Linked DNA regions of Homo sapiens: all the other regions are linked to region 2. The links are chromatin loops, found by intact Hi-C in ENCODE. Cell type or tissue: ascending aorta. All regions are shown on one strand.

The links. Peaks named below come from ENCODE experiments on the same cell type or tissue, not always from the same donor. Only the 100,000 strongest peaks of a DNase experiment are listed, where the experiment ranks them.
Region 1: a loop joins it to region 2, with 7 times the contacts of the local background. A loop is called at or near these places in 4 of 110 quality-filtered maps.
Region 3: a loop joins it to region 2, with 2.9 times the contacts of the local background. A loop is called at or near these places in 2 of 110 quality-filtered maps.

What each region holds. Positions count from the first base shown.
Region 1 is chr13:44,921,282-44,923,781 of GRCh38, forward strand. LOC107984619 (a long non-coding RNA gene) reads right to left here. Exons shown (of 2, transcript XR_001749860.1): 1 at 2,226-2,500. Among named protein-coding and RNA genes, the nearest start is that of TRE-TTC2-1, 4.5 kb to the left of the region's middle. In ascending aorta, no CTCF peak of the experiment used is centred here; DNase peaks (open chromatin) are centred at 449 and 1,240; H3K27ac peaks cover 2,500 bases.
Region 2 is chr13:45,328,352-45,330,851 of GRCh38, forward strand. No RefSeq gene overlaps it. Among named protein-coding and RNA genes, the nearest start is that of SNORA31B, 6.8 kb to the right of the region's middle. RefSeq lists an enhancer at 1,801-2,301. In ascending aorta, a CTCF peak has its summit at 1,509; DNase peaks (open chromatin) are centred at 1,143 and 1,550; H3K4me3 peaks cover 1,745 bases; H3K27ac peaks cover 2,500 bases.
Region 3 is chr13:44,154,637-44,157,136 of GRCh38, forward strand. All of the region lies in intron 2 of SMIM2 (small integral membrane protein 2), which reads right to left. All of the region lies in intron 1 of SMIM2-IT1 (SMIM2 intronic transcript 1), which reads right to left. Among named protein-coding and RNA genes, the nearest start is that of SMIM2-IT1, 2.3 kb to the right of the region's middle. In ascending aorta, no CTCF peak of the experiment used is centred here; DNase peaks (open chromatin) are centred at 1,215 and 1,485; H3K4me3 peaks cover 811 bases; H3K27ac peaks cover 1,453 bases.

The sequences.
Region 1 (2,500 bases), 410 kb before region 2:
TTCCCAGCCCCACCCACCCAGGACTTACAAATGAGAATCTGAATTTTCACAAGGACTTCCCCCTCCAAATGATTCTGATGCCAGTAGAGTTTGAGCAACAATGAACCACACGACAATAAATCCCCTTCAGTCGCTAAAAGCCCATGATCCCTGAAGCACAGTTTCTATCATTTCCTGTTCCTGCTCAAAAGCCTGGAAAAATGGCATCTCGTTGCTTGTTGAGTAAAATCTAAATTCTCTGGGCAAGCTTTCCAGGCTCTCCATAATCCAGCCCTGACATAGCCTGCTAATACTATCCCGCCGCAGCCCTCTTCAGAGGGGCCACATTCCAGATCACCCGACCTGCTCTGTCCTTCCCGTTCCTTTGTTCCACCTTGCTCCACACCACCCTCCCACTCTTCTTTCCAAGCCCGACCTCAATCCCAAGGCCAGCTCAGCCTTTGAAGTCACCTCAGGTCCTCTTGTTCACAAGGCACTCCCTCCCGCTTCCTCTGAATCCCAAAGCACAGACCTTTAAAAAATGGTGATATAAGCTTACGTCTTGCCACCCTTATTATTTCAGTTATTTAGTAGGAAAGTCCATGAATAAAAATCAGATTTTGTAATCCCCCTGGGAACCCAGTCCTGCACTCAATCATTCTGTCACATAGTCCTTCCTTTTATCTAACTTAAATACTTCCTGCTGTACTTCTATATGAAAGCTGCCACCTTTTAACCACCAGCAGGAACAAAATGTTCCTGGGAGGAGGAAAAAAAAAAAAAAAACATGAATTTTTGAAGTTTGGCCAGACCAGTAAGTGAGCTGCATTTCTTTAGTTCCACACACACAAAAAAAAAGCCTTCTTGTTGACACAAGAAACAGTTATTCCTGTTCCCATGCATCTAGGTCTGATTTTCAGTGGGCAACTGTCCCATTTTATCCACCATTTGATACTGGAAAAAAGCCCCAAACACATTGTACTTGCCAGGCATCTCCATTAGCCAAAGCAATCTGGGGTGTGATTCAGGCTTGTGTTTGCCAGTCATTTAGGAGTTAGAATGGTTTCCACTTTAGTAGGCCCAGGAGTCATGCTTTATAAGGCCATCACAAATAAGCACCAATTAAATTCCACTCTCCCAAGAACAGCTCTGGCCAGCACAAACTCAGCCTATGGCACAAGGTTAAACCTCAAAGCTCTCTTGAGTAACAGCACCTGCCCCTGCTGACCAGTGTGAATTAATCTTCATGGCCTAACACTAGGTTCAGTTTCTAAAATAGGGTTTGATCTCAGGAGGCCACTGGAATGACAGAGCTTCCTCGAGGGCTTGTTTAGATCATAGAATTCTGCCCCTCCCCTCTGTGCCAAATCTAGCAACTCCTACTTGTTCTGTGACTCAGGGCAAACATCCTTGAACGCTCAGTGCTGGGTGAGGTGCTCATTCTGGATTATCATTAGGTTGGATGGAGTTCCCTGTTTCCCTTCCTGTGGTAGACAGTAAGCTCCCTCATGGCAGAGTCTGGGTCTTACTCTGTTGTATTCCCAGCTTCCAGCACAGTGCTTGGCACACATAATGACTTAATGAATCAGCATTTTAATATAGTAACAATTTAATTCTCACAATGGCCCAATGAGATAGGTACCAATATTCTTCCCATTTTACAAATTAGAAAACAGAAACATAGGCGATTAAGTAAGTTACAGAAGCAGGATTCAAATCCAGGCATTTCATCTGGGCATAATTACTTAATTAATCTTTTTTTAATATATATATTTTTTTCATGTAAGACTTCCTGCACCAACTTAATGAGTCTCTTAAAATATCTTGGTTTCTTTGGGGATCCTCCTATAAAAGTAACTTTTCCCCTTAAATCAGCATATAACAAGAGAGAACTATTCCTCAGCTAGGTGAAAATATCTCCACAGCATCTTTCTTTACACATCATCAGCACTCAGTGCATGTTTGCATGATTGATCGCTTGCTTCATTCATTCATCCAATAATGAATCAGTCCATCTCAGAGAAATAGTCTTGGTTTCTACCTAGCACCGAAGTGGCAAAGCAAACTAATTGAGAGTCTCAGAAGGCCATAATTTTAATATTTAAGTAACAACAACAAAGAACAAGAAACTACATCCCTGTCTCCTAATATCGCTGGCACACACTCTCTTTCTTCCCCTACCTTCCCTTCACCTGATCTGATAGCCCAAGACAGGAAGAGCTTCACCAGCCCATCATCATACTCACCCTCATTTGTGTGCTCCTACCAGGGCTCAGACCTGGTTTTTCTTCAAGAACACACTTAGGAATTGTGAGTCCAAGCACTTCATGGCCTGACATCCGGAAAACTTGCCCACCATTGTAGGTTCTTGTTCCATGTTGCCGTTGCTCAAATATTGAAATTATGGCCCGCCGAGACCCTCAGTTAATTTGCTTTGCTCCTGAGGTGCTAGGTAGAAATCAAGTTGGACCTTGTATTGGAGGTTAAAGGTATTTCTGGTTTATTTCTGGACTTCTCAGCA
Region 2 (2,500 bases):
ATTCTTTTTTTTTTTTTTTTTTTTTTGAGACGGAGTCTCACTCTGTCGCCCAGGCTGGAGTGCAATGGCACGATCTTGGCTCACTGTAAGCTCCGCCTCCCGGGTTCACACCATTCTCCTGCCTCAGCCTCCCGAGTAGCTGGGACTACAGGCACCCACCACCATGCCCGGCTAATTTTTTGTATTTTTAGTAGAGACAGGGTTTCACCGTGTTAGCCAGGATAGTCTCAATCTCCTGATCTTGTGATCCGCCTGCCTCGGCCTCCCAAAGTGCTGGGATTACAGGCGTGAGCCACTGCGCCTGACCCCTAAAACATATTCATGATGCAGTTTCCCAAGGCTACACAAAAGTCAGAGAATGTGAACAGGCATCCTGTATTTTGCAAGTCAGAGAATGTGAACAGGCATCCTGTATTTTGCACTGATTCAGAGTAGAGACCAGTATTGTAAGAATTTCTCATGGTAAAGGCACTCCTATGATAGCCTCTACTTACCAAATCAGCCGATGAGGTAAGTATGAGTTTCTGTTTTCTAGATGGAGATACTGAGGCTTAGAGAGGTTAAGATGCTGGAGTTCTCACAGCAAGTGGTTGGGCTTTTATTAGAACCCAGATTTCAAAATACCACCACTGCATAGTACTAATTCCACATGCCTTCTTCCAAAATGGAAAGAATGCCTTTTTTTCTTGTAAGTCTGCCAAATTGATGCAGACGCTTATCTTTTATTTGTTTTAGCCGAGCTAAAATAGAATGAAAAAAAAAAAAAAGAAAAGAAAAAGGAATTAGGAAGGAACATGTCTAAAGTACACATCGGATGCTGAGACATCTGGTATGCAAAGTGAGAAAAAGGTATCACAGTGTAAGTTCCTGCGTGTGAGTCCAAAATCCAACTGCACCAGTGTGTGGATGGGGCAGACCTGGTTTCAGCAGCAAGCATGAAGACAAGTTTTAGCTGGCAGAAATTCAAGACAAGTCTCCTGTCTGATATTACCCAAAAGAAGCAAATGTCAGTTTAGGCTGCATTAAAATATTATTGCGTTGGCTGGGCGCAGTGGCTCACACCTGTAATCCCAGCACTTTGGGAGGCTGAGGGCAAGGAACATGAGGTCAGGATATCAAGACCATCCTGGCTAACATGGTAAAACCCCGTCTCCACTAAAAATACAAAAAATTAGCCGGGCGTGGTGGCAGGCGCCTGTAGTCCCAGCTACTCAGGAGGCTGAGGCAGGAGAATGGCGTGAACCTGGGAGGGGGAGCTTGCAGTGAGCCCAGATCACGCCACTGCACTCCAGCCTGGGCGACACAGCGAGATTCCGTCTCAAAAAAAAAAAAAACAAAACAAAATTATTGCATTAACATACAATGTGGAAAACGAGGCCAAGCCATACCTGGGGAACTGCAGGGCCTTCACGCACTGTGGTTAAGAGGGACGGAAGTCAAGGGTGCTGAGCACTGGACAGGCGCATTAGATTCCTTTCCACTCTGGCGCTTTATATGTTGCTTTAGCAAGAGGGCAGTAACCACAAGCCAGCTGCCTGAGCTGTTTTCCTTTATCTCATGAGCTCATTTCCTTCCCATGCTTCCTGCTACAATAGTGGTTCCTCAATCCCCAGCAGGGAGCTGAAATCCCAGAAGGGTTTTTAAAATGCTGGATATTCTGGCTGGGCACGGTGGCTCATGCCTGTAATCCCAGCACTTTGGGAGGCTGAGGCGGGCAGATCACTTGAGGCCAGGAGTTCAAGACCAGCCTGGGCAACACGGCGAAACCGTGTCTACTAAAAATACAAAAATTAGCCAGGCGTGGTGGTGGGCACCTGTAATCCCAGCTACTCAGGAGACTGAGGCGGGAGAATCGCTCAAACCCAGGAGGCAGAGGTTGTAGTGAGCCAAGATTGCACCACTGCACTCCAGCCTGGGTGACAGAGTGAGACTCTCCCTCAAAAAACAAACAAAAAACCCGAAATATTAAATGCTGAATATTCTGTTTCAATAGGTGTGGTGTAGGCTCAGCACAGTGGCTGGCGCCTGTAATCATAACACTTTGGGAGGCTGAGTTGGGAGGATCTCTTGAGCATAGGAGTTTGAGACTACGGGGAATTATGATCACAGCACTTCACTTCAGCCTGGGCAACACAGTGAGACCCTGTCTCAAAGAAAGAAAGAAAGAAATTACTCTCATTCGAGAGGTACCCTCCATATACCCAGGGAAAATAAATATCCTCATCTCTGAAGACACAGAAACACAGAGAAGAATCTGAACAAACAGGCCTTGCTAAGTTCCCCCCAGTTTACCATTAGATCATCCGCTTTGTCCAATACTTTTGCACAACTGTTCACTCTTCATTAAACCAAAACAGAAAAATACACAAGCTCACCTGTTTCTTTGGGTCCTCATTTCCTTACAAAGGCTCCCATGTCACAGAAAACATTTAAAAAATATGTACGCTGGCTGGGCATGGTGGCTCACACCTGTAATCCCAGACTTTGGGAGGCTGAGGCA
Region 3 (2,500 bases), 1.2 Mb before region 2:
TGTCTTCCAGGGCCTGGTCTGCTTGGTGAGACCTCAGCAGCTTTGGAACCTGCTTTTCTAGAGACCTCTCCAGAATCTCCTGGCCAGGTTCAACCTCCACCATTACTGTGCATTGTCCAAATCTTCCTTGCACTTAGCACCCTGGCGCATGTGTGTGTGATCACAGGCCAGCCAGTGAGTGTGCACTTGGAAAGTTCACTCATCCTTAAAACCGTGAGGCCCAGAACAAAAACAATCAGATGTTCTGAAAAGTATCAGTGTTAAATACTGAAGTATCTTCTTGTTAAAATATTCTTCTTGATCTGTCTCTCATATTCAATCATTCACTAACTCAATTTCAGACATTTATTGAGCACCTACTATGTGCCAGACATTATGCTCAGCCTACCTGTCATGGTCTCTTGAAAAGAATCTTCTAAACCTGCATCTTAAAATTACCTTTGGGGATTGTGCTGATAATGTGTATTCAAGTCTTGTGGTGAACAGGAGGAAAAATATATCATCTTACATTTGCACAGGTTATTTATTTGTTATAAAGCAGCTTCAAACCGTTTGGTTAAGACCTCTCACAGTTGAGCAAGTAGAGTTGTGCTGAATTCTAATATAGGGAACCATGGGGGGCAACATGGTTTGAAAATCTGAGCTGTGTGTCTTCTCTGGAGAGAGCACATGCATCCACTAGCTCCTGACCCCACTTTGAAACAGGGATGGATAACAAATGGCATCAGTGCCACTCAAAGAGTTGTAAGTGGCAGCCAGCTACTCCTCTGCCTACTGATCACTTTGTGTATTCATTTTCCTCTTTTCTCATTTTGCTCTCTCCCATTTCCTATCTTCCCTTGCTTTCTGCTTTCTCTCTTTCTGATGACTTTATCCTCCCATACATTCATGCCCTTGAAGGGCATCGCTTAGCACCCGCCACTAGGCACTCCTCAAGAGGTTTGCTTCCCCTTTGCTTCTAGGCTGGATTAAACCCACGTTCCAGGATGTGGTATGGGAGGCAGGGAGGGCCAGAACTGGCACAGCCTCTGTGTTCTCGGGCTGCTGATCATTCCATTCCACACCAGACCTTCTGAGGTGAATGAGCTAAAGCAGCGGCACAGGTCTGAGCCATAAACAAGGCAGCACCCAGGAGCAGGCCATTGTTGCTTTGTCTGGTTTGAGCACTCAGCTTTGTACAAGTCAGACAAGACGCCTGGACATGGAGCTTGGGCTCCTGCCCAGGGTTTCATTCTCACTGTCGCAAAGCCACAGATTGGAAGCAGAAAGGCAATGCTTGCTTTCAACCCCCGTGCACACAGAAAAGCCTCCTCAGCCCAGTATCAGCTTCCCTAAACACCACCCAGGGGGCAGTGAATGTTGACTGGTCCTGATTTATTGGAGCAGAAGAGGAAAAGAAATGACAAGCCCTAAATGTCAAGACGAGGAGGTGTGTGGCCTGGCCGTAAAGAGAGCCGAGAGCGTGCACTGGGATGGGTCACGTGACTAGGATTCTCAAGCCAGGAGAGACCAGGAGCCAATTCAAGTGGGAGGTGTCAGAAATGCAAAGTCGGCTGTAAAAATGTCAAGAGCAAGGCTGGGAATAAGGCAAAGGGAAGACTGCCTTCTGTTTTGTGGGAGGCAGGTTACAAAATGTTAGGAGTGCACATTTACTTTCATGTGTCTGCTTGGTTGCAAGTCGAATCTGCTGTCTGCTGGAACTCCGGAGAACTGATAGGAATGCAGCATCCAGGAACCTGATCCTACCCCAGGGAGTTCTGATGCTACCTTCCTATGCTGCAGAGGACTCTCCTGCTGCAGCTCTAAGAGAAATTTAGACAGTAAGTCAATCCAGACATGCCCTGTGAAAGTGAGATCTTATTGGCATGGCTTGCCCGGTGAAAGGTAATGAGGAGTAGCTGAGGCTGCACCTGCTCAGGAGCCCATGTGCTCAACAAGAAAACTCCAAGCTTGCTTCAATTTGGCATTGTTTTTAGTGAACGTTCACTGTTTTAATTCCATTCACTGTTTCTTATTTATTTGAGATGGGGTCTCTGTCACCCAAGCTGGAGAGCAGTGGTGTCATCTTAGCTCGCTGCAGCCTCAAACTCCCTGGCTCAAGTGATCCTCCCACCTCAGCCTCCCCAGTTGAGACCACAAGCATGCACCCATCTTCATTCTTTGTTTCTTATCCTTGCTGGACTACTGCAGGGGTCCTCCTGGAGATGAGATTCTTCCAACCTGAAAAACTCTATAATTATTTCTGCCAGAGCCAAAATCTTCCTGGTCAATGGCTGAAAGGGGGCAATGCTCAACATGGAAATGCATACCTGCCACGCTTAGCAGGAATCTGGCGGGGCTGAAAACCCACCACATACAAGGCACTCTCAGGAGGCAGGAACTGGGCCACTGTCTTAGTTTCAATTCCTGAAACAGGAATCTAGATGCACATGTTTACTGGGGATATGATCCCCAGAAACACAGTGAGGGATTGGAGAAGCAAGATAGAGAGAGGTGGGTT